Regions from separate parts of the Homo sapiens genome. Here region 2 is linked to region 1. The links are chromatin loops, found by intact Hi-C in ENCODE. Cell type or tissue: ovary. All regions are shown on one strand. Links, peaks and the distances in the headings refer to the core of each region. The heading gives the core; the rest is flanking DNA. Region 1 overlaps RYR3 (ryanodine receptor 3). Region 2 overlaps RYR3 (ryanodine receptor 3).

Region 1 (15,610 bases), core at 4,788-9,787:
CATGAATAGACCACAGTCAGGGGCACGCTTCCAGCTACACAAAGGAGGAAGTGGAGCTTATTATTTCTTGTCTATATAACTACATTATGTACACAAGACTGTTGGTATATAGGGGAAAGAGTGTACTGCAAGTCAGTAGACTTCTCCTAACAAGCTCATTGGCTCCCAAGGAGTATCTGTTTGACCTCTCTGAGCTTTACTTTCTTCATCTATATCAGAGAATAAAAGCATTGATGAAATAAAATCTAATGTTCTTCCCAGATATAAAATTCAACGGCAGTGACTTAACACCTGCTGTGTGAATGCCCTTATGCCTGGTGCTTTGCCGCACTGTTTCCTCCTCACGGACGAGAAGGGGGCTGTGCTGGATCAGGAGACCTGGACGCTCACCTGCCTCTGCTTCTGCCTACCCAGGACATCTTAGTTGACTTTATTTATCCATTTAGGAACTCATTTTTATGTCTGTAGATGATGAGGGCTCCTTGTAGCCCTACATTTCTGAGACTTTACAGAAAGAAACATTTCCTACCTAGAAAGCTAAAACAATACAACTGCATAGGCAAGAGAGCACAAATACATGAAACTGTGTGTATGTAATATACATGCTCTTTACAGAGCGTTTTTAGCTTTATAAATGACTTTTGCACTTTTTTTTCAGACACCTATTGTTTAAAGTATGCATATTCAACTGTACCTTTCAAGGTGTTTCTTTTTTTTTATTATTATACTTTAAGTTTTAGGGTACATGTGCACAACGTGCAGGTTTGTTACATATGTATACATGTGCCATGTTGGTGTGCTGCACCCATTAACTCATCATTTAACATTAGCTATATCTCCTAATGCTATCCCTCCCCGCTCCCCCCATCCCACAACAGGCCCCGGTGTGTGATGTTCCCCTTCCTGTGTTCATGTGTTCTCATCCTTTCAAGGTTTTTCTAAGAGCCAAATATTTGGAGAAATATAAAGCTTACAAGTCCGTTGTATTTTCCTAAAAAGACAAATGACTAAAGTCAAATGGAGTCATATTTTAATGCCTTCCAAAGAGGTTTAAAATCAAAATTTTAAAGAAATAACTCTGTTTTTGCAGACAGGTGAGAATGATGTTGCCAGAAGAAGGAATGGCCTGTGTGCTGGTTCAGAGGCAAAGGAGAGGATTTCTGTGGGTGGACATCAGGGCAGTGTACAAGGACAACCAGGTGCTTTCCAAGCACCCACCTCATGCAGTCCCCTCCCTCTGAGGCCAGGAGGAAAACAGCCTAGGAGATTCAGGCACATCTCCAAAGAAAGTCATTCTCTGGGGTAGAAAGAGTCCAAAAATCAGGGCCTTTTCCAGGCCCTGCTATTGTGTGAACTGGAAGAGGTTACTTGTCTGTTGAACTCTGAGGAGGAGATGAGAATCTCATATGTTGTGCAGAGTTACAAGAACTTTGTAAAGTCCAAAGCCTTAATACTCAAAGTATGGTCTGCTTGTTAGCAATGAGGAATCTCAGCCCCACCCCAGACCAGAATCAGAATCTGCATTCTGACGAGACACTGGTGATTTGCATGCACACTGAAGTATGAGAGCAGTGGTCTAAAGCATATGCAAATGTGAGTAGTAGCAGTATTAAGGAGCTCATTTTTTAGTTGTAAAAAAAGACGATAATAATGCAGAGCAGTAAGTTATCAATGACAAGTGACTAATACAGAATGAAAAGTCTATATGAATGGGATTTGAATTGCATGTTAACTACAGAATACAAGATGTCTATGTGTAAGGAGAAGGCTAGTCCTGACAGGGGATGTAACAAGAGTAGTTCTGTGGCTCCAGGAAGCTATAGGAAAGGGTAGAAGATTTGTGTGTGGAATGTATGGATGATGAAGCTGGAAAGGTAGATAAGGTGCAGATTATAGGCTCAAATACTGAGACTCAGCCTTTTCGTTCAAGAAACTATTGTCTTCTCTGAGCCAAGCACCCTTGGACTTTACCCTCTAGGAAATGAGGGGCCATTATGGGGTTTGAGCAGAGGAATACTATAGAGGGGAGGGACATTTGAGCATAACCCGGCTTTGAGAGAGCCTCTGTATTTAATGAAAGTGATGTCCCATAGGCCTGTTGTGTACAGGGATGTGATTTGACCTTCAGAATAACAAAGTATTATTAGGATGCTGTTTAATAATAGAATTGTACTGTAATGTGTTAGCACATTATACTGTCGTATCATATTGCCCTTTAATAACACAGAGACAAGATAATTGGAAAGCTCTTTCAGTTCCGCAATGCCTTGTGAGTTGGTGGAAGGGTAGTTATAAGGAAGTCGACATGCCATTCTTTGATAACAGTAGCCCCAAGGCCTGGAATAACCACATAGCATCTCTCTTCTCTCTGTGTCAAGTGGAAAGAGGTAGCAATTCTTGCCTTGAGTTGTTAAGAAAAGCATCTGTTGAAAATAAAACATTTCATGCATTGTAGCGCCTACCTCCCCCCACCCCGTAAAGCAAAATGCCCGACGTGCTTGTGTTCTTCTGGTCACCAGCATGTCAGCTTTGATTTCAGTCATTACCCCAGTGGGAGCTGGGCCATGGGAAGCCTTTTGCCCTTTTGGGGAAGCAGTGGGGACAGATATTGTAGTTCATGGCTGTTTTTACCTCTGGCTTACTTACAAGTTGTCATTTCCATCCTCTTATGCATCATAGATTATATGCCTTTATCTGCTTCATTAGAATTTTCTAATTAATGTTCCCTCCCCTGGTCCCTAGACTGGACCATCACAGCTCTCAGTGTTGTCACCTAGAAGTATCTGAGAGCTCAGAAGCCTCCAAGGCAAACCCTTTGCTATTAGCCTTCTCTTTTCCTCTGTTTAAAGGAAAGGAACATAAAATCCTGAACATTCTGCTAGACCTCAGAATGCGACGTCTGGAAGAGGCTTTGGTGTGGTCTCCTGTGCTGCCTCTCTGCCAGGCACTCCCCTGAGGGACATGCTGCCTCTTGCTACAGCTTTGGTGTCTGCAGGAGCAGCCTGCCAGGCTGTTCCTGCCCATTGACCTGTCGGGTTTAACAGATCCCTCATTTCTGTTGGCAGCTTTTCAATAGGCACAAAATGAAACTTATCTGCAGGAAGTGTCACTGCCATCTGCAGGCACACACGCTGGTACCCAGGGTCCCCTGTCATTCTCTCTCCAGATGGGTCTTGTGTTTCAGAAAGCGGCTGTGGCAGGGGAGCGTGGCCTGTTGTTTCCTTTGTTTTCTACAAGGCTTGTGACCATCTGCCTGTCATCTCCTGTAACTCTGTCTTTGAAAGGCTTACCAGGAAATAGGAAGGAATGGGTATAGCATGTGCTGCTGGATTGAAACTCCCAGAAACACCCCAGGAATGGTCTGAGCGGTCATCTACCTCCCTCTCTCTAAGATGTCAGCTTTTCCCTTGCTGGTAGCTATTCTCTTTTATGTCTTCCTTTAGTTTAAAATGGATTGAAAGTGGATCTGTCCTTTGGATTTTTGAGAGAGCTGACTTCTTTGCAATCTCCTGGAATTATAAGATTACCCCCCTGCTCTCCCTCTTCCTAATCAGAAAACCAGTATGAGGCCTTATAATACCAAGTGTATCAGAACTGGGGGTCCTGTACAAAATGTAAATGCATATATTCTTGCCATTTCCTTCCTGGGACAAGAACTTCTGTATACATCTTGGCCGAAGACTGTGCCTTTTGCAAATTTTCTTCTCAAACCTCTTCAGAGTTGTCAGCATAATTATATCTATTAGGATGCATGTAGGGAGGTGGTATTCTTTGCCCTCTTATTATATTTTCTTCTTCTCCAATCTCATTTGAGGCTATGGGTTCATTAAGCTGTGTGCAATATGGAAATCCTTCTTTATGACAGATAGTAATGCCACATGACCTTGCCCAGTAGGTCCTTTTATCCAGGTGAATTCTAGAGAGCCATGTGGTGAGCTGTGTACAGGTAGCCCTTTTCCTCTACGGGGCCTGGAGCGTGTTGTGGTTATGGGTCTCCATCTGTCTAATCTAGAGACAAACAGGTGAACTCCCTGACACGTTGGAAAATCATTTGAAAAGCAATGTAACTCAAAACAAGTTAGCTTAGACGACAATTAGAAAGCAGGCATCCTGGCTTCAGTCCCCGTTGCTTGCTGTGGACTCCTGCTCAGGCAGCTTTGTTCACATGCTGACTCTGCAGTTTACCAGGTAGCAGATGTTGAGCCCCAGTCCACTTTCTAGGTCTCAGTTTCCTCATCTGTAAAATTGGCATAATAATGAGATGTATCTGTAGAGCACTAAGCCTGACATTTACAAGGTATTTGGTAAATATTTGCTATTGTGGTTTATCATTCCATGGTTGTTCCCCCTTATCTGTCTTTCATGAAGAGTTATAAAGTTACAAGATTTTTAAATGCCTCAAATAAAGAAGTTTTAGAAATGGAGATACTAGCTAGATCCTCTTAGCCAGGTGGAGGGAGCTGATTAAATGTATCTAGTTATCGAATCGTTTTCTCCAAGAGAAAGCGCTGGTGCTTAATGAGAATTAATCTTTCCTCTCTGTCCTTTCAGATTTTCTCTTTTCTGACTCAAGCCTTAGATTTAGCTGTTCTGCTGCTGTTTTCCAGAGCTGGCCCAGCTGCGTCCACTTAGCCTCCCGGAGGTCCCCAATACTCTGTGCCTCCCATTGCTCTTGCATCCATGACTTTTGTTACCCTGTCTTTTCCCATGGAGTGTGCAACTCTCCCTGTAGAGAGGGCTTCTGCCCCACAGGGACAACACTTTACTCTCTAGTGAATGCAGTCCTCTGGCCCTGGTCATAATTACTGTTTAAATCTGGGGCATTCATCCCCTGAAGACTCACTCCCTCTCACACACTGACTGGCAGCTGGCCTATGACTCGAGGATAAAGGATCTCATCCCATTTTTGTCACTTGCCCTTCCCGTGACTGTGGTCAAGTCCATTAACTCCTCATGTTCTTAGTTTTAGCCTTATTAAAGTGCTGTCCTCTCTACTGGTGCTTAGGAATGAAGAGGAGCTCAACATCCTTAGAAAAAAAGAAGTCTTATGCAGTTATTACCTTTTCCCCCTTACATTGTCATTGGGTCTGTGACTAGGACATTATTTTTATGTCCTGAGGTCAAATCTTCATTGTTGCTGCTTCCCACTGAGGCTTTTACCCCTGCTGCTCGCTTATTGCACCATCCAGGTTCATGGAGAATGGAATAGAGAGGTTTTCTTAAGCTGTCCTACTCTGTGCTCACATCAAGGCTGGACTATTTCATGATCTTCATGTTCATGGCTCCAAGATAAACCTATACTGGTGGTTTTCTTGGTCTAGTTACCTCCCTTAGTAGAATAACTAAAATACTGTCTTGAGATTAGGTATGATTTGCAGCAAACACATTCCCTCTTTTATATTCCATTCCTTGTCCCCATTTCTGTAAGCTCCTTGGGATTGGGATACTTTCTTCTTCCTTCACATCTTGTCATGGCACATAGCAAAACTGTCTTTCCCAATGCGGAGCCTAGGAATTTTACTGGCAAGCAATTCTTATTCTACACTGTAATCAGATTTCCAAAGGTTCTTTATTTATAAACATCTCTGTCTATAGAAAGGAGATGGTTTCATCCATCGCAGCCCCTATCACAAAAATACAGAAGCATAGTAGTGCTCAGGATGTTACATGCACAGGTGCTTGTCCAAGGGACCAGTCCGTTGACTGTCCTGAGAGGTAGGGGTCCTAGTCTGTCCTCAGTTGGCAGTGCTGTGAGGAGGCTTTTTCTACAAACATCACTGCCATTTTGCTAGGACTGCATTGACATTCTCTTTCATTTAGACACGGTATTAAACACGTCTGTATCCTAAGTGAGTTTATAGTTTCTAAAAGCAACCACATAGCTTGCAAGAGATTTACGTTTCACTTATGTAACTTGTTATTTACATAGAAATTTCGTGGCTTAGATAATAGTATATAAGCCTCCCATCTAGGAAGAGTGCATCTTGGCCTTGGTGTCTGTGAAAGAAAGTTTTTACTGTTAGATGTAAATGCTCCCAAAATTGGCTTTTAAATGTCCCCCGAAATGACCACTCTTATCCTAGGGAGTGACACCACTTTCTTCTGTAGGGAACTCCAGCCCCTGCCTCATCCAGCAGCCTCAGAACTTCTCCTACCCTTCCAGGCGCTCTCTGCAGCCTCCAGCGGTCCTCCAGCCACCTGCCTGCCTCTCACATCCTCCCAAATCCAACATAATTAGCGCTTTCCCTGTGTTGCTGATTTGTTGGTCCACAATTATGATTTATAAATAGCCCACAAACAAGAACACCAAACAATTTGAACTTCTGCTTTGGTCTGTTTTGAGTGGTAGTTTTTTAATACGATCAAGCTACAGATGTGAGTTTGGAGAGATGATAGCTGTAGGAAGGAAGAGAGGAGCTTTCTCTGGCTCCTGCTTGAAACTCTGCCTTCCTGAGTAGGCGAGGAGGAGAGTGGGCTAGGAAACTGGGTGTTTGTAAATTGTATTTTGTTAACAAGCACAATCATAGTGCTAGCATTTAAAACTTCTTAGAATCCTACTCTCGAAACGTGAAGGACCTCTCATGTCACTGGGGAAGATGCTGGGTCCAGAAAAGTCGGGCAACTTGCACCAAGTCATCCTTTTTTTATTTTAAATAAATTTTATTTTGTATATTTAAGGTATACAACGTGATGTTATGAAATACATAGAGATAGTAAAAAGGCTGCTACAGTGCAGCAAGATAACATATTCATCATCTCACATAGTTACCCATCTTTTTGTTTTTGTGGCAGAAAATCTCACCAAGTCATTCTTTAGGCTCACTGCATTGTTTTGGGTAGTAGTTAAATTTTCCCAGGGCCTGAGATCAATTTTAACTAAGGGACAGATAAAGAATTTCACTTTTTCTCTTACTGGTTTTGCCTTTCCAGTTGATATTTATTTATATCTTACGAATATTCTTAACTGGATCATCGTTTTTCCCAAGTCATTTTGAACCAAGCTCTCTTATCTTTCCTATGTACCATGGGCAGTGGTGGTCTCCATGTGGCCTCCTGTTGTTGATTTTATGTGCCAGGAAGAAAGAAAGAAAGAACGGGTTGTGTCACATCTTTCCTACTGGGAGTCAAAGCCCTTAAGGAAGCAAAGATTCAGCTGCCTCGGAGTTTCCTGGGATGGTGCCTTCGGGCTAAAGCAGGTCTCTCTAACTCTTCTGCAGGCTTCGTGCCCATCTGCTGTCTGGGTCTATCTCAGATCGGCCGCATGAATCTCGGGACAGATGCCAGTACCTTCAAGTTTTATACCATGTGCGGTCTCCAAGAGGGCTTTGAGCCTTTTGCTGTCAACATGAACAGAGATGTTGCTATGTGGTTCAGCAAGCGCCTCCCGACGTTTGTCAACGTGCCAAAGGATCATCCACACATAGAGGTAATGTTACACAATGTGTGTGGCCCTGGCAGGTCAGGTGGGCCAAGGCCCTAAGCTTGCCCTAAGTCTCCTGTCAACAGGCAGCTGCTTACCTAAGTCTATGCCCTGGCCACTTACCAGCCACCTCCCCTCTGGCCCTCAGAGCTGCAGTTGCAGGCATCTTAATTGGGACAGCTCAGTGGCATCTTACGAGAGGCATCAGCCTTGCACATAAAACCTTACAGATCAACTCTCAACATTTTGGGCCACTGAATTTGCTCTGGATGTTCCTATACTGTGTTGTCATAGTAATATAGTATTCGGAGACCTTAAACTTTTCTGTTTTTTTTTCTTTTTTTAAGTTCGGGCTGGGTGTGGTGGCTCACACGTGTAATCCCAGCTACTTGGGAGGCTGAGGTGGGAGGATCCCTTGAGCTCGGGAGTTCGAGGCTGCAGTGAGCTATGATCACATCACTGCACTGTAGCCTGGGTGACAGAGAGAGACCTCGTCTCTTGAAACAATTTTTTTTATTAAAAAAAAATTTAAAAGTTCCATACCTATATTCAAGATTATATATACTGAACATGTATGTTGTTACCCACTCATGACTTGATGTCTTGTAGGACCTATTCAATTTTTTGATGGTGTTGCCAGGATTTTAAGCTGACGTCTGATCATTGATTAATCTATCCCCATCTTCTAAGGGGAGCAGAGAGGAGCCAAAGATTGTAAGGAGCCTAACTTTAGTTCTGGCCCTACATGGACTAAGACTTGCCTCTGTTTTGGTTCACAGACTATGGTTTTTCCATGGTGGATAGGGGGAGAGTGTTGATTTAAAAAAAATGCCAGACAAATCAGCCCCATTGCAGCTTTAGTCAAGTTAGATTCAGTGGTTTGCTTCAACCTCACTGTAAGTTCCTTAACTCATCCTCCCATCTGAATTCAGCAAGCATCAACCTTAATGCCCCACTTTCTTCCTCAGTTAAATAGTAGAGACTTTTCTCTCTCTGATTCCTCCCTAACCGTTACTTTAGAAAAGTGACTCTTAAACTGTTGGAGGTCATGAACCCCTAGAGGCCCTCTACTTAGAAAAATAGAATTGAAGTATTCTTATAGGACCCAGGACAAGAACAGTTCTATAGAGAGCAAAGAAGAGGCTCAGATTATAAGAAAATTATTATTGTAAGCCTCAGTTCACTTCCCTTGTATCCCCCCATTTCCCTCTCCACACACAAATTGCAAAAATCAATTTCTGACCTTTTCTCCCCTAACTCTGCCCCCTGCAATGCTTGTGCCTAGGAACTGCTGATTTCCTAGTATTAGGAGGAGGCTCCAGGAGCCTCAGCCTTCAGGCCATGACTGTGGCAGAGATGAGAGCTGGGCTGGGTGGGGAGGGTGTCCTCCTCAGGAGCTGGACATCCTTCCTGAGCTTTGGGATTACTTTTTCCCCTTCCCTTAGATGTTTTCATGCCCAGTGACAAGCATAGTCCTTGGAAAGATTATCTTCTTTAGCCACTTGCCCCCTGACCTAAAAGGTTAGCCTCTGTGAACACTATGCTGTGTCTCCCAGATGCCACCCCCCTCTGGCATTTATTCTCCACCCTTGGCCTTACAGAGAACCCAGTGAGCATGTTTTTAAATCTCTAATTTCCCTAGCCAGGAGCAGATCTGTTTCTTCCTACGGGACAAGGCCCAAGTAATGATGAGAATCATAGTTTGGTTATCACTGGACACAACTTACTTCTGTAGTTCACAGAATGCCTTGCCATGTGCATGTCCACGAGGGAAAAAGGGACTGGGTCAAGGTCAGGCCCTTTGGTATGTCAAGGTAAGGACTCGTCCTGTTTCCAGGTCATGAGGATTGATGGCACCATGGACAGCCCTCCGTGTCTCAAGGTGACGCATAAGACATTTGGCACACAGAATAGCAATGCCGACATGATCTATTGCCGCTTGAGCATGCCTGTCGAGTGCCACTCCTCCTTCAGCCACAGCCCCTGTCTGGACAGTGAAGCTTTCCAGAAAAGGTGAGGGTGAGGCCTCCAGTTCTCAGAGGCACTCATTGTATCTCCTGTAAAGTGGGCTTTCTGCTTTTTACCCTAACTCAGCATAGGAACTCCACTGATAGGGTTCTCTCTGCTTTCAGTCAGGTAAAAAAGAAAATGAGAATGTATGTGCACGCATGTACATGCAAGTACACGTGTGTGTTTGTGCAGTGCATAATTAAGGCACCAATCATGCTAAACAGACACATCTGGTGGAAAAGTTTCTGCTCTTCTTGAACTCTGAGCCCCTACCTTCCTTGCTGCCCACAATTCCTGTGTTTTGTGAGTGCATAAGAGGGTGCAATTATTTTTGCTTTTGTGTGCAATTAGAAGTTTCTGGAGGCAGATACTGCCTTCTTTGCATAGCTATGGGCATTGTCCAACTCTGCAGCTGTGTGATTCATGGGCAATGTGACTTCTTTCTTCCTGATCAGTAACATATCCCTTGCTGTCTTTCTTTCCCCTGATGTCTATTTTTAATCATTGATGTATGTCTGCTGCCTGGAGCCGTCTTGTTGGGGTTTCCTCTAGAGTTTTGCTTTCTACCAAGCTTTTAAACAAGCACAGCTACTTGTGAGAATAGGATAACCTATTCAGAGGTATCCCTACTTATATTATTGCGGTCTTCCGTCCTCACTCTCAACTTACCATCTAACTTACCATCTGGGCTGAGGGATAAGAGTTGGGAGTCACATCCCTGCCTTGTGTTAACAGCTTGCAAATGAATAAGTCCCAAGACTGGTTGCAATCACTTGTGTTTAGGGAGTAGCCAGTTTCCTAAACTTGACTTGATCATTGAAGGTAGATCAAGTTGCCTGTCGGAACTGTGGGATTCTCAATACAGCTGAATAACTAAAACATGGATTATCTTTCCCCCAGGAAACAGATGCAAGAAATACTCTCTCATACAACAACAGTAAGTAAATGTGCTCAATTATGGTTTTAATTATTTGATTCTTTGTTGTGCCTGGTAATATGCCCCTTACAGCAAAGATCCGTCTAGAGATCCTCTTTAATTGCCAATTACTCTGTCTTTTAATATCCATCTTGATGCTTCCAGAACACATCTGTGGCATTTCTCAAGTGGGGGAAAGACAGTTATTCAGTGCAAAGCAAAAGCTCTACCTGGAGCTCCTAACTGGGCATCATTGGATACTTGTTGCCCATTTGCCATCAGGGATCCAACACTGCCTTTCTGATTGAAATGAGCATCAGTTGGAGGGCGCTCAATTAAATCTTTTGGTTTGCCTTTTTTGTGTAAACTTTTGTGAGTCAGCTGCCCCATGTCTCTGTGCAGTGCTAGGAGTGATGTTAAAAGCAATCAAATGAGAAGAAGAGCAAGAAGCCATCGCAGAAGATGGAAGCTACTTTTGGTCCCTAGACAGTAGTCAGAAAGCAACTCCTGATTTTTCTTTCTATCTCTCATTCTTCTTTAGCATCTGGCAAAAAAAAAAAAAAAAAAAAAGCCTGTGGAAGACATGTGTGTCAACCCTTCTGTAAAGTTATCCAACAATCCTGAATTTGTAGGTTAACTCTCATCAGGAACAAGATTCTTGCTGCAGTAAATCACTCACTTAGTCTGTGGGGGACACTGTGCTCGGCACATTGTTGCCTTCCCATTTAATCTCCATTTAAAATTAATCAGCAAGCCCTGAAATGGATAATATTATGCACAATATTATGCACAGAGAGGACAAATGATTTGTCCAAAGTCACATGATGAATACCTGGCAGTGTCAAGATTCAAGCCCAGGTTTGTCTAGCCGACCCTTTTTTCTTCCAGTCAAGAAAATTTGACAGACTACAAATAAGAGCCACTTAATTAAGAATGAATCTGCTCAGTTTCATAAGGAAAATGATGAGCTAGTCACCTGCCTCAGAGCTGTAGCTATTGTTGTAATATAGTGATAACCCCATGGATTGTATGAGCCCTGCCAAAAACTGCTGTACTTCTCAATACTGACTGTAGTTGAGTGTGACAGCTACACAGAGCACATTTGGCCATGAGATGAACTTTTTCTTGAGCAACCTCTTTCAAGACTTTCCAGAAAAAAGCACTAGACTTCCCTTTAGAAGGAGAAAGTGTAACGGGGATGCTCTGACCCTTGACCACTCTTTCTCTGAGGGCAGGGACTGTGCCCGCTCTCTCCTGCAGCTCAGATCTGCCCTGGTGCCCAGGAGAGGGTTAGGGCTCTGTGCTGCCATTCTGAGCAGCTGCCACTGCTTCCATCCACAGCATCTCCTGATTTCAGCACCAGTGTCTTCTGGGCAAAGGGTGGTAGATTAGCTTAAGCATTTGCTTTGCCAGATGCTACAGCAAAATAGAAAGGAAAAATTAGGAAGCCAGAATCCCTATTCAGCCTTCCTTCCAGATCTAGCATCTAGCCTACCTCTACTAGTGTGCACTTTTCCAGAAAAAAAAGGGGGGGCCAAGTGAGCTGCTGTGTTATTTCTGCCTCTTGGGCCCCCTATCTTCAACTGGATGGGGGCTGGGGGCCATTGACTCCCCTCTGCGGTCTCTCCACAGCAGTGCTACTACGCCATCCGCATCTTTGCTGGACAGGATCCATCCTGTGTCTGGGTCGGATGGGTGACTCCAGACTATCACTTGTACAGTGAAAAGTTTGACCTGAATAAAAACTGCACAGTGACTGTCACCCTAGGGGATGAAAGAGGCCGGGTCCATGAAAGGTAAGGGGGCTCCCAAGTGGCAGGGTTAGCCATCGGGCTTCTCAGTCCCTCCCCCCAGTCTTTTTCTTCCACCCCACACCCAAAGAAGGAAACATCTTGGCCTCTCTTAAAAGGAGAAAATGAAGCACAGACTTCAAAGAAACAAACCGGTACTATGACAGTGAGAAAAAGTGCTAGTGAAAATAGAGAAGAGTTTCATCATGTGTATAAATCGTGACCCAGAGATGGAAAATATAGACAGAGAATGGGGTACGTGATCTCTCTCAGAGTTTTTTTCCAGGACTTCTGGGCAAGTCCCAGTTTCTACAACATCAGAACAAGACAGAGAAAATCTCTGGGTGCTTGAGAGAAGTTGATTCAGAAGAAATAAAAAGATATACCACATCACACACTAACTGATATACTCAGAACTCCTCCTCCCAAGAGTTTATAATGGTTGAAAGCATAAGGAATAAAAGAGACATTGAAACTTCATGAATAATAACCACCAAATAGAAATTAGGAAACTTTAGGGCAAGCGCGTTCTAGGCATACCCATACCCTCCCACTGGTCTGCTGGCACTGCTGCCAGAGAAGGGATTGTTGGCCAGATGTGCTCCAGAGGTGACTGAAGAGACCATGGCTTGTGGTTTCCATCTGTTCCCCACCTACGTGAGGTACAGGAGCATCTTTTCCCTATACAGCCATATGTAGCGATGTCATAAGTTGTTTTTCAAGCTGGCCTTTGCTCCCTACGAAGACAGGAACGTTTTGCAATCAGTGTCCTTTAGAGAATGTTGGCTCACCAAAGACTAGTAGCCAGAGGTGAGTCACAGTCACTGTGTCACGAGGGACCTGCAGCTGGTTAAGAGTGCTGGCTTAGGCTGGGCACGGTGGCTCACGCTTGTAATCACAGCACTTTGGGAGGCCAAGGCGGGCGGATGACGAGTTCAAGAGATTGAGACCATCCTGGCCAACATGGTGAAACCCCGTCTCTACTAAAAATACAAAAATTAGCTGGGCGTGGTGGCGTGTGCCTGTAATCCCAGCTACTCGGGAGGCTGAGGCAGGAGAATCGCTTGAACCCAGAAGGTGAATGTTGCAGTGAGCCGAGATGGCGCCACTGCACTCCATCCTGGCAACAGAGCAAGTCTCTGTCTCAAAAAAAATAAAAATAAAAAAATAAGTGCTGGCTTTAGAATAAACTGCCTGGGTTCTTAGGGGTATGACATTGGACCCGTCACTTAACCTCCCTGGGCCTCGATTTCCTTATCTAAAGATGAGGATAATAGTTTCTATCACAGAGTATTGTGAAGATTAAATAAGTTAATTCATAGAAAAATTTTTAGGACAGTGCCTCAACTCAGGCACTCAGTAAATATCAGCTACAGTCATCCCTTGGTATATGAGCTAGATTGGCCCCAACATCTTCCACCTATACCAAAATCCGCTCATACTCAATGACCTCAGTCAGCACTGAACCCTGGTATAGGAAATGTCAGCCTTCCCTATACGTGAGTTTTGCACTCTGTGAACACTGTATTTTCAATCTATGTGTGGTTGAAAAAAATTCACCTATAAGTGGACCCACATATAATGGACCTATGCAATTCAAACCCATGTTTTTCAAGGGTCAGCTGTATAATTATTATTCCCATTATTGAATGTCCATCATTGAGAGAGCCAAAATAGATGCTATAAGCAACATCTGGTTTAGATTGGAAAGGAAAGTATTCTAAAGTAATTGACCAATCCAGGCTTTGTTCTTCAGCCAGAAGAAAAGGCAGAAGTGTCCACCTCATTTGAGTTTATAATTCCAGTTTGCTGGCTCTACCATACAAGATTGATTACTTCATTTATCTGAGCCTCAGTGGCCATACTTACTGTGAACATTAACTGACATTTTAGCACCTAGGATAAGACATACTATATGGTACACATTCAATAATTCTTACTTCTTTGTCCTATGTAATAAGAAATAAATACAAAATCCGTTTACAGATGCTTTAGGACATTTTGAATTTGGGCCCTTTAATGTATGACCAAAGCGAGCCACTTCACATTCCCACAGCTTTAATACATTATTAATTGTATTCTGTATTAGTCATCAGTATGGTTAGCACCTTAATCACTAAAAAGTAGTACTAACATGGCTGCAGTTATAGAACTCTAATAATGCTATAACTCTTTGAAAGAGGCTATTTGCACTGGCCCCTGCCTGAGGGCATTCACAGGAAGCGAGCAGACCCATCATTGTCCCAAAGGAGAGGACAGGAGATTAATGCATGCTTACAAAGGGGGAAAGTGATAGACTTCTAGAGGCAGAAGGAACCTCGGAGAATCCTAATTGAACCTTTGGTTTTTCAAATGAGAACATCATCCTGAGAGGTGAAGCAACTCTCAGAGTTTACAGGATCTATTCCAGCATCTACCCACCCCACAGTGCCAAATGTACTATCCCTGCCCCTATGTGGCCTTGCCCTCCATGCTGAGGACCACAACAGGAAGCCAAGCTGAGTCACATCAGACTGACCCTAAGATGTTTAAAGGGGCTGCTCTTGCATCAGGTATAGCATCACCCTTTTATTTAACTTGAGAAAAGTCATGTCATGTCACTTCAAGGGACCAGGTGCCTGAGCTGACGTACACCAGTGTGGGCTTAGAAGAAGAAAGAATCGGCCATCTCTTGCCCACGGTGGGGGGCTCTGAGAATCACCTCTGCCACTGCACATCTCCACAGCTCACCTGGGATGTGAAATCCTACAATTGGGGAATCAGGCTTTGGGAGCCTTAAGGACTTTTTCATTATTATAGTTTGCTTTTAAGTGTAAATACCTGTCATGGAGTTTTGTATTCTGGGGTTTGGTAGACAGAAAGCTAAGCAAGGCACCTAAGCTGATGGTTAGCCAGTAGTGCGGGAGGCAGAACTCCAAGGCATGGGGAAGGACAGGGGCTCATAAGTCAAGGTAGCAGCAAGGTGTCAGAGAAAAACTACTTTGTAGGGAGCCCAGGCCGGCCATCCTAAGGAATGTGGGCCCGAGTTTTCAAGTGTTTTACAGCCTTTTGCCCTGGTTACCAGACTGGGACTCTGAACCCAGACTTTTTTTCTGCCTCTTATTCCAAATCCCCATATAAGTTTGCCGAAGGTGGTCATTCACTCCGTGCCTCAATTTCCCGTCTCTTTGGTGGGATACTGCCGTTCCCATGATCTGTTTCACAAAGGTGTGTTGACATTGAGTCTGGAAACAGTTCTCTGAACATTGTGCTTTTTGGAAGGAGGTAGCCTGAATAGATTGCCACATCCTTACTCTGAGTGGTTTGTGTCTGAGTAAATTGGATTGAAGCTAAATAAACTCATTTAAGGAAAAAAAAGTATTTGGGGCTGAACAGAAAGCTTCCTAGGAAAGTTTCTGTAGCCATTTTCATTTTTCATTTCATTCCTGAGTCTTGATTACAAACTGCCCCAGTCCAGATTCTGTGCCTTTTCCT
Region 2 (15,610 bases), core at 6,841-11,840, 63 kb before region 1:
ATCTTCATAAGTTATAAGCTCAGCAACGCAGTTTTATAATTATTTTATGAAGTTGTTTTTTGAATAAATTACAGGAACATAAAAGAAAGATACATGTTTTTATATTGTTTCTGGTATTTACCTGCATAGTTACCTTTACCAGTATTCTTTATTTCTTTGCATGGATTCCAGTTACTGTTTGGTGTCATTTTCTTTCAGCCTGAAGGACTTCCCTTAGTATTTCTTACAAGACAAGCCTGTGACTATTTGCTGATGGACCTGTGTGTGTGGGCTGAATGACAGTTCGAGGTTCAGGCAGTTTAGAGTTCTATCCTGGATTTTGTCTTCTGCTTGTGCGGGAATGAATAGATAGCTAGGGTCCTCTCCAGTTTTTCCCGAGCATGTGTGTGGCCTTGCCCACTGCCTACTCTGCCCTGTTGGAGCTGTTTTGCCATGAGGCGGTGGGGGGAGGGAGATGGAAGCATCAACAGGCTGAAACACCATAGACTCCAACTGTTCTTCCTAAGGCTCATTAAATTAAAAAAAAAAAACTATATATACACACACACACACACACACACACACACACACTGGGCTGGGCACAATGGCTCACGCCTGTAATCCCAGCACTTTGGGAGGCCAAGGTGGGCGAATCACCTGAGGTCGGGGGTTCGAGACCAGCCTGACCAACATGGAGAAACCCCGTCTTTACTAAAAATACAAAAATAGCCGGGCATAGTGGCGCATGCCTGTAATGCCAGCTACTGAGGAGGCTAAGTCATGAGAATCACTTGAACCCAAGAGGTGGAGGTTGCAGTGAGCCAAGATCGTGCCGTTGCACTCCAACCTGGGCAACAACAGCGAAATTCTGTCTCAAAAAATAAATAAAAAATAAAAATAAGATAAAATAAATACTTGATTTTTTGTATGCCTCTAGTCAATTTCCAGAGTCCAGAGATTGTTATTTTGAATGATTTTGCCCAATTTTTTTATTATTTTGTGTGAGAAAAGATTTACTGAGCTCTTTATTCAGCTGTTAAGTCCCACCCTCAAGAGGGAAATTCTTGATTCTTCCAGGCACAGGATATTTTAGAAAAAAAGGACTAATGAAAAAATATCAATGCTGAGGGGGTGTGGGCTGCAAAAGTTACAGTGTTTGGATTTTGTGATAGCTAGGAAGTGAAGGAGAAAAAAACATTTTGAAGTAGATTCTTCTTTCCCATCTCTTTTGAGAAACCAACTTTGTATGCTGTGTGCACACGGAAACCAGGAGGAGGGGTGGCCTTCTGGGAGCACATTAAGGCTAAGGGAATAGGGAAGGAACAAGAAAGAAAAATGAAGACGAAGAGGTTAAAATTTCATCATGCTATCTCATCATCCTCTGTAGAGTTGCTGGGAACTGTCCAGTAGAATGAACAGTGTGATCGATTAAGGAGTCTGAAAAACTCTGCTGAGGAAAAGATACTGTCAGCTGTCCTCTAAGTTTAACCTTAGAAGAGAGACAACAAATAAATCATTATGTTATGATAAATATTCAGAATCACCTGGGACCTCACTTGAATTTAATAAAAGAATTCATTGGCAAAGGCCTAAGAATATAGTGGGACAGGCTATAGGGAGTTGAAGAAGGTGGGAAGGGATAGGTGATAATTGTAGTTGTTTCTGAGTTGAGGCTCTGACTTATCTCTATACATTGGGCTTTACTCTCTGAGGTTCTTCTAGGGTAGAATATGAATGCCATGATGCTTTCCAGAAGTAATGTCTGTTTTCACCATTGTTCCCCATGCCAAGCATGTGATATGTCTTATTTTTTGAGGACAGAATGAATCTGCCTTAGTCTAGTGGAGGACTATAATATTCATGTTTCTTCAAGGGGCAAGATGAAGTAGTCCAGCAGTGAGAACCCAACAGACAGAAAATTAGACCTGAAGTACCCTGGCAATCAAAGAGTGCACCTTTCCTATTTTCCAGGTGCTATATGGAAGCATAAGAGGCTTAGTGGCAACCCAAATATCACACTGATAATGGCAGTGGCAAGGCTGAGACCTGAGATTTCCAACTCCCTGTGTGGTGCATTTGCTGCCTCAGCGAGCTACAAAAATGTCTATAAACCTCTTGCTGTCATCTTTTCCTATCATGTAAAGAATTATTCTTGACCACCCTCGGTGTTTCTAGTAAAATGAAAGTGTTTTTAAAACAAAAAGCAAAACGTAAGCCCTGGAACTGGACCAAAATATTGAGGAAAATGTATTCATTCCTTCACTGAATTCAGAAGTGGGAAGTTCTATCAAATTGAGTTTCATACTGCCGAGCCTTCATCTCATGTACTCATGGCATTCTCTTCCCCACTATTTTTGTGTCTAATAATAGCCCAGGTAGTCATTTGCAAACACTAACTGAGAACTTACAATGTGCCAGGCACTGCTAGGAGTTGAATACACACTGATGTGCCTCCCTGCCTATAAGAAGCTTACAGTCCCCCATTATTCCTTCCCCATTGCATGCACTTGGCATTTTTAATACAAAATTGGAATGATCACCTCACAGCCTGATTGCTTTCAGAACTTTTTGAGTCTTTGGGCCCCGATGAAAATCTTCCCTTAGCATGTATGCAGATTAATATTTAGCAGTTGGTGAATAAGCAAATATACTGTAAATGCCTAGGAGAGCTCATTAGAAATTGGCCATCAAGAAGAAGCCGTGCTAAATGCTCCAATTAAAAGACACAGAATGGCAAGCTGGGTCAGTAGTCAAGACCCATTCATGTGCCGTATTCAAGAGACCCATCTCACATGCAAAGACATGCATAAGCTTGAAATAAAGGCCCGAGGAAAATTTACCAAGCAAATGCAAAGTGGAAAAAAGCAGGGGTTATAATCTTAGTTTCTGACAAGACAGACTTTAAACAAACTAAGATCAAAAAAGACAAAGAAGGGCATTACATAATAATAAAGAGTTCAATTCAACAAGAAGAGCTAACTATCCTAAATATATGTGTACCTAATACAGGGGCACCCAGATCTATAAAACAAGTTCTTAGAGACCTGCAAAGAGACTTAGACTCCCACACAATAATAGTGGGAGACTTTAACTCCCCACTGTCAATATTAGATCATTGAGACAGAAAATTAACAAAGATATTCAGGACCTCAGTATCAGTTCTGGATCAAGTGGACCTGATAAATGTCTACATAACTCTCCACGCAAAAACAACAGAATATACATTCTTCTCAGTGCCACATGACACTTACTCTAAAATCAGTCACATAATTGCAAGTAAAACACTTCTCAGCAAATGCAAAAGAAATGAAATCATAACAGTCTCAGACCACAGCAAAATCAAATTAGAACTCAAGAAACTCGCTCAAAATCACACAACTACATGGGAAGTGAACAACCTGCTCCTGAATGACTCCTGGGTAAATAATGAAATTAAGGCAGAAATCAAGAAGTTCTTTGAAACCAGTAAGAACAAAGAGACAATGTACCAGAATCTCTGGGATGCAGCTAAAGTAGTATTAAGAGGGAAGTTTATAGCACTAAATGCCCACCTCAAAAAGCTAGAAAGATCTCAAATTGACATCCTAACATCACAACTAAAAGAACTGGAGAACCAAGAGCAAACAAACCCAAAAGCTAGCAAAAGACAAGAAATAACCAAGATCAGGGCAGAACTAAAGGAGATAGAGACACAGAAAGCCCTTCAGAGCATCAACAAATACAGGAGCTGGTTTTAAAAAAAAAAAATTAATAAAATAGACTGCTAGCTAGACTAATGAAGAAAAAGAGAAGAATCAAATAGACACAATAAAAAATGATAAAGGGGATATTAGCATTGACCCCACAGAAATTCAAACAACCATCAGAGAATATGATAAACACCTCTATGCAAATAAACTAGAAAATTGAGAAAGAATGGATAAATTCCTGGACATATACACCCTCCCAAGACTGAACCAGGAAGAAATTGAATTCCTGAATAGACCAATGATGAGTTCTGAAATTGAGGCAGTAATAAATAGCCTACCAACCAGAAAAGCCCAGGACAGGATGGACTTAACAGCTGAATTCTACCAGAATTCTACCAGGTACGAAGAGGAGCTGGTACCATTTCTTCTGAAACTGTTTCAAACAATTGAAAAGGAGAGACTCCTCCCGAACTCATTTCATGAGGCCAGAATCATCCTGATACCAAAACCTGGCAGAGATGAACAAAAAGAGAAAACTTCAGGCCAATAACCCTGATGAACATCAATGTGAAAATCTCTATAAAATATTGGCAAACCAAATCCAGCAGCACATCAAAAAGCTTATCTAGCATGATCAAGTTGGCTTCATCCCTGGGATGCAAGGCTGGTTCAACATATGCAAATCAATAAACACAATTCTTCACATAAACAGAACTAAAGACAAAAATCACATGATTATCTTCATAGACATAGAAAAGGTCTTTGATAAAATTCAACATTTCTTCACAGTTAAAACTCAATAAACTAGGTATTGATGGGATATACCTCAAAATAATAAAAGCCATTTATGACAAACCCACAGTCAATATCATACTGAATGAGCAAAAGCTGGAAGCATTCCCCCTTGAAAACCAGCACAAGACAAGGATGTCCTTTCTCACAGCTCCTGTTTAACGTAGTGTTGGAAGTTCAGGCCAGGTCAATCAGGCAAGAGAAAGAAATAAAGGGTATTCACACAGGAAGAGAGGAAGTCAAACTGTCTCTGTTTGCAGATGACATGATCCTGTATCTAGAAAACCCCATCATCTCAATCCAAAAGCTTCTTAAGCTGATAAGCAACTTCAGCAAAGTCTCAGGATACAAAATCAATGTGCAAAAATCACAAGCATTCCTAAACACCAACAGCGAACAAGTGGAGAGCCAAATCATGAATGAATTCCCATTAATACTTGCTACAAAGAGAATAAAATACCTAGGAATACAGCTAACAAGGGAAGTGAAGGACTTCTTCAAGGAGAACTTAAAAAACACTCGTCAAAGAAATTAGAGATGACCGAAACAAATGGAAAACACTCCATGCTCATGGATAGGAAGAATCAATATCATGAAAATGGCCATACTGCCCAAAGTAGTTAATAGATTCAATGCTATTCCCATTAAACTACCATTGACATTCTTCACAGAATTAGAAAAAACTACTTTAAAATTCATGTGGAACCAGAAAAGAACCCATATAACCAAGACAATCCTGAGCAAAAAGAATAAAGACAGAGGCATCACACTACCCAACTTCAAACTATGTTATAAGGCTACAGTAACCAAAACAGCATGATACTGATACAAAAACAAACACATAGACCAATAGAAGAGAATAGAGAACTCAGAAATAAGACCGCACATCTACAACCATCTGATCTTTGACAAACCTGACAAAAACAAGCAATGGGGAAGTGATTCCCTATTTAATAAATGATGCTGGGAGAACTGGCGAGCCATGTGCAGAAAATTGAAACTGGACCCCTTCCTTACACCTTATACAAAAATTAACTCAAGATGGATTAAAGACTTCAATGTAAGACCCAAAACTATAAAAACCCTAGAAGAAAATGTAGGCAATACCATTCAGGACATAGGCATAAGCAAAGATATCATTATAAAAATGTCAAAAGCAAATGCAACAAATGCAAAAATTGACAAATGGGATCCAATTAAACTAAAGAGCTTCTGCACAGCCAAAGAAACTATCATCAGAGTGAACAGACAACCTACAGAATGGGAGAAAATTTTTGCAATCTCTCCATCTGACAAAAGTCTAATATCCAGAATCTACAAGGAACTTAAATTTACAAGAAAAGAAAAACTCATTAAAAAGTGAGCAAAGGATATAAACAGACAGTTCTCAAAAGAAGACATTTATGTGGCCAACAAACATAGGAAGAAAAGCTCAACATCACTGATCACTAGAGAAATGCAAGTCAAAACCACAATGACATACCATCTCATGCTAATCAGAGTGGCAAGTATTAAAAAGTCAAACAACAGATGCTGGCGAGGCTGTGGAGAAATAGGAATGCTTTTAAACTATCGGTAGGAATGTAAATTAGTTCAACCATTATGGAATACAGTGTAGCAATTCCTCAAATACCTAGAGCCAGAAATACCATTTGACCCAGCAATCCCATTACTAGGTATATACCCAAAGGAATATAAATCATTCTGTTATAAAGATACAGGTACACATATGTTCGCTGAAGCTCTAGGCACAATAGCAAAGACGTAGAATCAACCCAAATGCCCATCAGTGATAGACTGGATCAAGAAAATGTGGAACATATACACCATGGAATACTATGCACCCATAAAAAGGAATGAGATCATGTCCTTAGCAGGGACATGGATGGAGCTGGAAGCGATTATCCTCAGCAAACTAATTCGGGAACAGAAAACAAAGCACCACATGTTCTCAGTTATAAGTGGGACCTGAACAATGAGAACACATGGACACAGGGAGGGGAACAACACACACTATGGCCTGTCGAGGGGTGGGGGGTAGGAGGAGGCAGAGCATCAGGAAAAATAGCTAATGCATGCCGGGCCTAATACTTAGGTCAGGGGTTGTTAGGTGCAGCAAACCACCGTGGCACACGTCTGTGTAACAAACCTGCACATCCTGCACATGTATCCCAGAACTTAGAATAAAAAAAAAAAAACAACAACAAAAAAAAACTCCTCGTGATGTTACTTGCACATTGAGCCAATTCTCAATCACTCAGGGCCTTATGATGCAAACCCACAAGAGATAGGTCCATTTCCCCTTCCTCTTCATAGCCTTTGCCCTCTGAGAGGCTCCCAGGTGTACTCCTCAAGGAGATGGGGAAATGAAGGGTCATTTTGTTATCTGTGGTGCTTTGTATTCTCTCTGTGTTGAAGGGGTTTAATTACAAAAAATTGGCAGAGATTAAAACAGAAAAAGAGACAGAGAAACTTGCGGAATAGGAGGAACACAACAGGGAGAGAGAGATGGAAGGGCAGGTAACATGGGGTTGGGGAACACCAAGAAACAAAGAGGGACAGACCTCAAGGCAGAGAAGAAGGATGTTTGAGAGATAGGGGACACTGAGAAAGGAGGGTGATATTCAGAGAGGGAACACAGGGTGAGGAAAGTCAGATGAAAGGACCACAGATACAGAAAGTAAAGGAACCATCAACAAATGGAGTGAAGGAAAGCAGGCATGTACACAGAGAAACGTGATGAGAAAAACACATGCAGAGATCTCAGAAGACACATAGAGACGTGGAGGGGGGTGCAAGAGGAGAGACAAAATTAACATGGAGATAGAGGCAAAGACCCAGTGATAGAAATCCTTCCACCTTAGGATTAATCAATGCCAAGAAGGTGTGATTGTTTAAAAGAATCATGGGTTAAGAAGTTTATTTTTTCTAAATGTTTTTATTTTAAAAAAAAATGTGTGACAGACAACCAGGGGTAAATGGAAGGGGAAGCATCTGCTATAGATAGAAGAGTCACTGTCAAAATCACAGTTGAAATTACCTCTTTAGATTACAGGGAAATCATGGTTAGACATTCAGTGAATACCCATTGACGCTATGTGCTGAAATATTACAGTAATATTAACAGGATGAGTTATAAGTTGCTTGAAAATAAATGTGCTAAAAGGAGTCACTTCCCTTTGTTTATGAAAATAGCTTTAAACTTGAATGTGAATATTTCCTTCTGTTGCTCTGATATCTGGGAAACTTCATTTTGTAGCTGCTGGTACAGTGGCCGCCCAAGGAAGCAACTCATGGTGCACCGTGGGGGGCTGTTAGGAGTGGGACCCAGTGGGTGTTCATCAGGGCCCTGCTGCTGGCCAGTGCCTAAACCATGTCAATCTCATGGTTTTTAGCGGAAACAATCGCACAGCTGCCCCCATCACCCTGCCTATAGAAGAAGTCCTGCAGACCCTACAGGACTTGATCGCCTACTTCCAGCCCCCAGAGGAGGAGATGCGACATGAAGACAAGCAGAACAAGCTCCGCTCACTCAAAAACAGACAAAATCTTTTCAAGGAAGAGGTAAGTCGAAAAATGAAAAGTTGAAATTCACTTAGTGTCCAGAGCTAGAATATCCCTGTGACTACAACTTAGCTTTGTCTTTCTGCATGCACGTGTTTATGAGAGAGCCAGAGGACAAGAGAGATTTGGAAGCTGGGAAATTGGAAGCCAACCTTCCCTGTCCACCAAACCTGGTTACATTAGCAATGGCTGGCACGTTCAAACCAGATTACATTTTAAAGCTTCAGTGCCACATGTGTATCAAATATACATTTTCAGTAAATTTCAGCTGTGAGAGCATGACATTGGCTGTGATTCCCAAGTTTTGGGAAACGTTAGAATTACCTGGGAAACCTGTTTGAAAAATGCAGATGCCTGGATTCTACCACATTGAGAATACCTGAGAAGCTGGTTTAAAAGACACAGAAGACGCTGTCTTATGTCAGAATTGAGCATCTGAGTCACTGGGAGTGGGGCCTGACCATGAGGAAAATATCAGCTTGGGGCTTAAGACACCCAGGACCTCATTCTGGTTCCATCTCCAGCTGTGTGTGACCACAGACAAGCCACAAGCCTTTTCCAGACTCGGAGATGTGATGATTTAGTGCCAACAGGCCATGGTTGTACTTCTGGGCCTGCCATGCCTGGGCACAGGGCTTGTCCCTTGGGCATTTCCAAAGTTAGTGGTGTGGGATGTAAACCATCCCAGCTCAGTCTTCTGATCTAACCAGACTTTGGCCTCAGGGGCATTCTCTATGACTTAAAGGCTACTGAAATTCCATTTACCATCTCCCTCCCATGCGCTAAGAACAGCTAGCACAGATTTTTACTGGGTGGCATAGTATTTCAAATTAGCTAGAAAAGTGGTTGAAGATCCTCTTGTACTGCTATTGTCTCTAAATCCCCTTTTTTTGCAGGGGGCCGGGGGGGTGGGGAGGTAGGAAGCAAGCATGGCTGTTTTGTGCATCTGAATGGAACTTGAACTTACTTGATATTTAAGAGAAAAATAGGTACTATATCCAGAGCTGTTTCTGGGTGAGTCAGAACCACTTCACACCAGACTGAAAGCAGGTTTTTGTGAAACTCATTCACCCTCCCTCTTCCTAAGTATGTCCTTGGATTGAGTTAAGCACGTGGGGGCAACCCGTCAGAGGAGGCTGCTGACTCACTCTCCAAATGGATGCTATTTAGGTCTCTCAGGCATAAAAATACATATTTTGTTTTTAGGAGGGAAAAAAAACAAACCCAACTGGCACCATGAAGGTCTATTTGCATATTGGCATTTTCAGCTTTAAAAGGTGAATGATACAGGAGGGGAAAGAGCATAAGGGACTGTGCTTTCTTAATCAGCAATGTTTACATTTTCCTCCACTCTCCTTCTCAGGGAATGTTGGCCCTTGTCTTAAATTGCATTGACCGCTTAAATGTCTACAATAGCGTAGCACACTTTGCAGGGATTGCAAGGGAAGAGAGTGGCATGGCCTGGAAAGAAATTCTGAACCTCCTCTACAAATTGCTGGGTAAGTACACATACAGTGCCTTCTCCCTGGGATGATTTCCATGGGATTTCCACGTGCAATCCCAAGATTGTCTTTAACTTGCCATTAACCCTGTGATACTTGGACTGCCTCATTCCTTAGAAGTCTTTTGTTAACCATTCAATTTTAACCCAGCTGTTCATTCTGTTAACTAGTAGCAGCCAGTGGAAGCAGATGATAATCAGTTTCCCTGTAACTACCTGGGAAACTGTTTGACAGACACCTACACTCCCTCAACCTCTATTCCTTACCTTTCATGAGGAAACGAGACTAGAACACATTTATGATGTCTTCCAGTTTTAAACTTCTGCAAAGATATCACCTGTACTTTAAGAATTGTTATTCTTTTAAATCTGTGCCCTCTCACTTGTCCACTTGTTAGTCATGATTCTCACTGCTTTGGCCTGTAATTTATTTCATTTTGGTGAAAAGAAAAAGGTGGGAAGTAAGAATATTCCAGCAACAAGCTTATCTTCTCACAATATGGAGTGTGTAGTGAAGTTCTGATGCCTGCTACAACAGGTTCCATCCAATAGGCCTAGGCCACCCGCCTATGGGTGGGAGGCAGAGAGAAGACAGTATGAGCCTGTGCAAGAAGGCGGCCACCAGGAGTTGCTCAGACACTGTGATAAGCTAGTACTTTAGGGCTTTGCTCTGAAGTGTGTGTCCCACTGAGAGGAAATCTATCATAGAAAGTTCACTAGGCCAGAATGGAGCCCAGAGAAATCAGTCCGGACCTATTCCCCAGCTTAGGGTTGAGGCTGATTGGATTACCACAGTACTGATCAATTGCCACTGTATGACCCTGTAAAGTGTCTTCAAACTCTAGTGTTTTGTATTGACCCAGTAGGCATGATTTTAACAATAATACCTAACAATTATTGATCTCTTTGTGAGCGGTGAAATATCGCTTTTGAACTCCAGAGCAACACTTTAAGGGTCAGTTATTATTATTACTGTCATTTCACTGATGATGAAACTGACGTACATAGATGCTCATAACCCAAGGTTACACATCTAGTAACTGATGGAGCTATGGCTTGAGACCCAGCAGTCTAACTCCAGGACTCTTATGCTTAACTTCCTTGCTGCAACTGATCTGAAAAGGAGGTTAGGAGCTCAGACTTGAATTGTGTCCTTTACTGACTGAAGATGCAAAGCTGAGGCCCTAGAGGAGGCCTTTCTTTATCCTAAATTTGCCATGTATCAGCCTCAGTGAAATTCCAATTCAAACCTATCATGTGAAGGGCAAGCTACTTGGGGGCGAATCAATTTACATGGACTTGTTCCAGATTTGCGTCTACTCTTTTTGCCCTGTGGAGAGAAGGTTATTTGGTGTAGATTGGTAAAACTCAAATGACAGCATATTTTCTCCCTCTCTCTGCAGTATCATCTGCCAGTGGCTTTCAAGTAGGAACAGACATCAGGATCAGCTGGAGAGCTGGTTACAATACAGATGCCGAGGCCCACCCCCAGAGTTTCTAAATCAGTAAAGCTGGATGAGGCCTGAGAATTTGAGTTTTTAACAAATTCTTAGGTGATGCTGATCCAGGGACCATGACTCAAGAACCACTGTCAAATAGGGATATATTTTAGATATTTTATAGTTACATGTTGCTATTATTCATCCATTAGTGTATAGCCAACCTTTCCAGCTGTGTTCACTGGGATGCCTTCCTTTAGCGCTGAAGATTAATAAATCTGTAGCTAAATTTAAGAAAACATTGCAAGAAGTTGAGTTCTTAAGTCAGTAACCAAGCCAATATTAAATTCTTGCTTATCACTATCTGAAGTAATTTCATTACCTTATGCATTTATTGTCTCCATTGCCTACTTGATGAAGGCAGGGAATCTCCCTCCCTTTCTCATTGCTCTAGTCTGAACAACTGGACCGGTGTTTGGTACATAGCAGACTCTCTGGAAATACTTGTAAAGTGAGTCAATACTAGATTTTTATTTTTCTAAGTATAGAAAGAGGTTGGGTGTGGTGGTTCACACCTGTAATCCCACCAGTTTGGGAGGCTGAGGTGAGGAGGATCAATTGACGCCAAGAGTTCAAGACCAGCTTGGGCAACATAGTGAGACCCCATCTCAATAAAAAATATTTACGCCAGGCATGGTAGCTCGCTCCTGTAATCCCAGCACTTTGGGAGGCTGAGGCAGGTGGATCACTTGAGGTCAGGAGTTCGAGACCAGCCTGGCCAACATGGTGAAGCCCTGTCTCTACTAAAAATACAAAAATTAGCTGGGTGTGGTGGTGCATGCCTGTAATCCCAGCTACTTGGGAGGCTGAGGCAGGAGAATCACTTGAACCCAGGAGGTGGAGGTTGCAGTGAGCCGAGATTGCACCACTGTACTCCAGCCTGGGCAACAAGAGTGAAAACTCCATCTCAAAAAACAAACAAACAAACAAAAAAAACTTAAAAATTAGCTGGGCATGGTGGTGCATGCCTGTAGTCTCAGCTACTCTGGAGGCTGAGGCGAGAGGATCACTTAAGCCCAGGAGTTTGAGGCTGCAATGAGCCACTACACTCCAGCCTGGGTGACTGGGTGAGACTGTCACTTAAAAAAAGAAAAAAAAAGAAAGAATTGTGTCAAAGGGCTAGATAGGGTGAGATTGGCATTCAGTTCCTTTTAGTTGCTAAGCAAGTGAAATATTCGACAGCTTTCCAAGTTCTCACGCCCATCATTATATCCTTTAACCTCTATGATCAAACATCTCCTTGTTTGCAGCTGCTCTCATTCGCGGAAACAGAAACAATTGCGCTCAATTCTCCAATAACCTTGATTGGCTCATCAGTAAATTGGACAGACTAGAATCTTCCTCAGGTGAGAATTGACAGGAAACTATAACTAGAAAAGATGAAGGGTTTTTTTTTTCTTTCTGTAAAAAAAGAAAACAAAGTTGAATCTTTTCCAATGGATTGCAAACAATCCTCAAATCATACTTCAAAATTAAAAAGAAATAGTCTTCAAGCTTCCTGGCACCTGTACGACTTTATTTAACAACTCTAACCCAGACTTCAACAATCCTTCCTTTTTAAATTTTTTACTCTGTGCCTTCATTGTTATTCCGTGCCTTCATTTTTAATCCTCGGGTCCATTAATCACCCCCCACCCCCACCTCACCCACCCAGTGATCCTGGTCTCCTTCTAACTCCCATTATATTCTTATTCTCTGGGTTTTTAAACCCTTTTCAATGGTGCCCAAACTATTTCTTACGGTCTAAAAGCGGGAGTGAAGAATGACAGGGATGAGAGGAAAAATGATCCCCACTCACCCTCTCTCCCGTGACTCACCCTTCACATCATATCTATAGTCCTCCCTCATGACTTACGGAGAATCTGAGCCAAGAGTGTGGTCATCATTGGGAAGTGACCATGCTGCAGGGCTTAGCAGTTTGCTTCCTCCGAGATGAGTAAACATGGCAGGTATACGCCCCTCAAGGGGAAGCTGAAGGGTTTTGATGCTTTTCTCGCAGTGTAGAAATGACAGGTGCTTTAACAGACCGGCCAAGAGAGGTTCCCCCAAGGATCATCCACCTACACACGTCTTCCTAAGCCTCTTTTTTCTTCAGTGCCTCGGTCTCATGGGCTAGATTACATTTCAGGCTAACTTATGAAAACATTGAGAAAAAAACAGAATCAAAAGAAATTTTCCTAATAAAACTAATTAAGCTATTAGCCAGCTACTTCCCTTGAATTTCAATCATGATATTACCGTGTATGTGCCAGGCTGCAGAGGCACTAGTTTTTCTTAAGCCTTCACTTATATAACCTATCCAGTGTGCCAAAAAAAAGGGGGAAAAGCCAAATAGACTTTATTGTGTGAGCTTACAATTTGTTTGATACATGAGTAGACCTAAAATAAAAATAATTTCTAGGGTAGTTCCTAGAAAAATTCTTATTTGGGAGAAACTCAGAATATTTTCCAAATTACTTGAATGACCTTTAGAATTTATAGTAAACTGGACGTCTTCTCTTGTATCTATTTTTAAATGAAGTATTATGTGGTTTGATCAAATGAAAAATTTTATTTTATAGCTGCTTCTCTGTATTTTGACACACAAAGATCATGTCTTTGTCCAGGAAGCGGGAGATAGGGTTTGTGCCGAATTAAAATCACCAGTAAATTACAGACTGGTTGGCCCCCAGGGGGCTCTGAAGTCTACCGGAAATGATGCATTTTTTTTCTGGCTGGAAAGATTTGATAGATTCAAAGAATTGACGATATCCTGTCCCCTCAGGAAGGACTGTTCATACTCAGGTTTCTAAATTGTGGTCACTTCTGCAGGGCATTTAATGTCCAAATTTGATGTTTGTGGCATTCATGTAGGTATCTTGGAAGTTTTGCACTGCATCTTAACTGAAAGCCCAGAAGCCTTAAATCTGATAGCGGAGGGCCACATCAAGTCGATCATCTCCCTGTTGGATAAGCACGGGCGGAATCACAAGGTAGGTGTGGAAAGAACGGTGATTGACTTTGCCTGGTGTTTCCCTCCCCAATGTTCATGACCATTGTGTTTTACTGAGAGCATGTTGATTAGTCTTTCTTGACTTTGATAAAAATCTTGGGAAACTGGAAAAAAGACTTTCCCCGCATACAAGCACTCTCCAAGCTGGGCAGCCACACTGGACTTCGGATGGTGCCGTGGGTTTCCAACAGCTCCCCAGTCGCTGCTCATTATCATTAACCCTTAACACCAGCTCACTGTGGGACACTCAGTAGGCCCTGTCTGCACATGGCCAACCGTATGGGACTGGCTTTCACCCTAGGATCCAGGAACTTCGTAGTGAAACAGCTTATAACAAGCTGTATAGAAAAGGTATGAAGAAATCAGATTTAAAACAGTGTAGAAAGTCTTAGCAACATGGTTTGTTATTAAACAAAATCAGATTTACTATGAGTGAAACCAAATGAAGTAAATGAATCTGTGCGTGTGCAAGCAGAACTGAAGCCACTGGTCCTTCCCTTTTATACAACGCAGCTATATGAGCTGGGGCCTCAGTTATGTCATCTGTAAAATGGTGACAAGGGCATCTCACTAAGTGGAATGCTATATCATTTTTTTGAGATCTCTTATAGTTCTAACATCTCTATTTTTATGAAGTTATATCTCTAAAACACAGTGATCTGTGGGGAAAGTCTACTAAAATATGGGGAGTTTTTTTTCCTGACCCTTCAACATCTGCACACACGGGGACTATCGTGCTAATTAGTGGCCAGACGCGATATTCAACGGCTCAGGAGGTGTATTTCAGAGCAGATGGCATGATGGGACATGTGGGACTGCAGCTGTGCTTCTACAGAGTGGGGAGAAGCAGGCTTCGTCACTGGCAGTCTCTGCTTGTCATCATCTGGGGGGACTGCGTATTTGAGACAGCTCAGTGTGTCCGGGAGATTGAGACTCGGCAGCATAGACTGTATGACATGCATCAGCCGTGGGCAGCAGAAAGCCATGGTCCTTAGCATGTGGGAAATTGTTTGACAAATAATAAAAAGAAATACATGGGATCTGAAATCGCTTTTCCAAATGCAGCAAATCAAAGGCAAACATGAAGCTTCCGCTTCAGTCCAGATTCTCTGCGTTCCAACATGTTCCTTCCTGTCTGCGAAGTGTAATGAGAATAATCAATAGGCACCTGAGCAACACGTGCTAGGAGCCACGGGCTATGTGCAAATGTCAGAGAAGCCTTTTGACAGGAAAGCTGCTCTCGTCTCATTGCCCCAGAGGTTTCTTTATTATTAGAACACATAGTGTACTTAATAAATAACCAACTTTGTTGTGGCTTCTTTCAGCCAAAAGCCACAAAGCATTTGATGCATGTCACTTGGTGGCAAGTTGATTACTATTCTACCCATTCCACAGTTGAGAAAACTGAGGCCCACCAAGCTGAAGTATTTTGCTAGAAATCAATGCCTGATCTGATATGTTATCAGAGTAGCCTTTAATCTTCTAGAACCAAGACATTGTTAGAGAAATTCTGGTAATGTAAAAGTTGAAGCAATGTGATCTTGGTACATAAGAGTCTTTTCAAAGACGTTCCTTTTCCATCTTTGGATAGATT

What was found. Hi-C counts contacts between places; a loop is a spot of excess contacts. Peaks named below come from ENCODE experiments on the same cell type or tissue, not always from the same donor. Only the 100,000 strongest peaks of a DNase experiment are listed, where the experiment ranks them.
Region 2: a loop joins it to region 1, with 5 times the contacts of the local background. A loop is called at or near these places in 1 of 110 quality-filtered maps.

Annotation. Positions count from the first base shown.
Region 1 is chr15:33,637,094-33,652,703 of GRCh38, forward strand. RYR3 (ryanodine receptor 3) reads left to right here. Exons shown (of 104, transcript NM_001036.6): 28 at 7,218-7,426; 29 at 9,258-9,433; 30 at 10,331-10,367; 31 at 11,979-12,142. Among named protein-coding and RNA genes, the nearest start is that of CHRM5, 320 kb to the right of the region's middle. In ovary, for the core only: no CTCF peak of the experiment used is centred there; no DNase peak of the experiment used is centred there.
Region 2 is chr15:33,572,121-33,587,730 of GRCh38, forward strand. RYR3 (ryanodine receptor 3) reads left to right here. Exons shown (of 104, transcript NM_001036.6): 13 at 7,856-8,024; 14 at 9,388-9,523; 15 at 12,275-12,370; 16 at 13,878-13,996. Among named protein-coding and RNA genes, the nearest start is that of RYR3, 270 kb to the left of the region's middle. In ovary, for the core only: no CTCF peak of the experiment used is centred there; a DNase peak (open chromatin) is centred at 9,141; H3K27ac peaks cover 2,160 bases.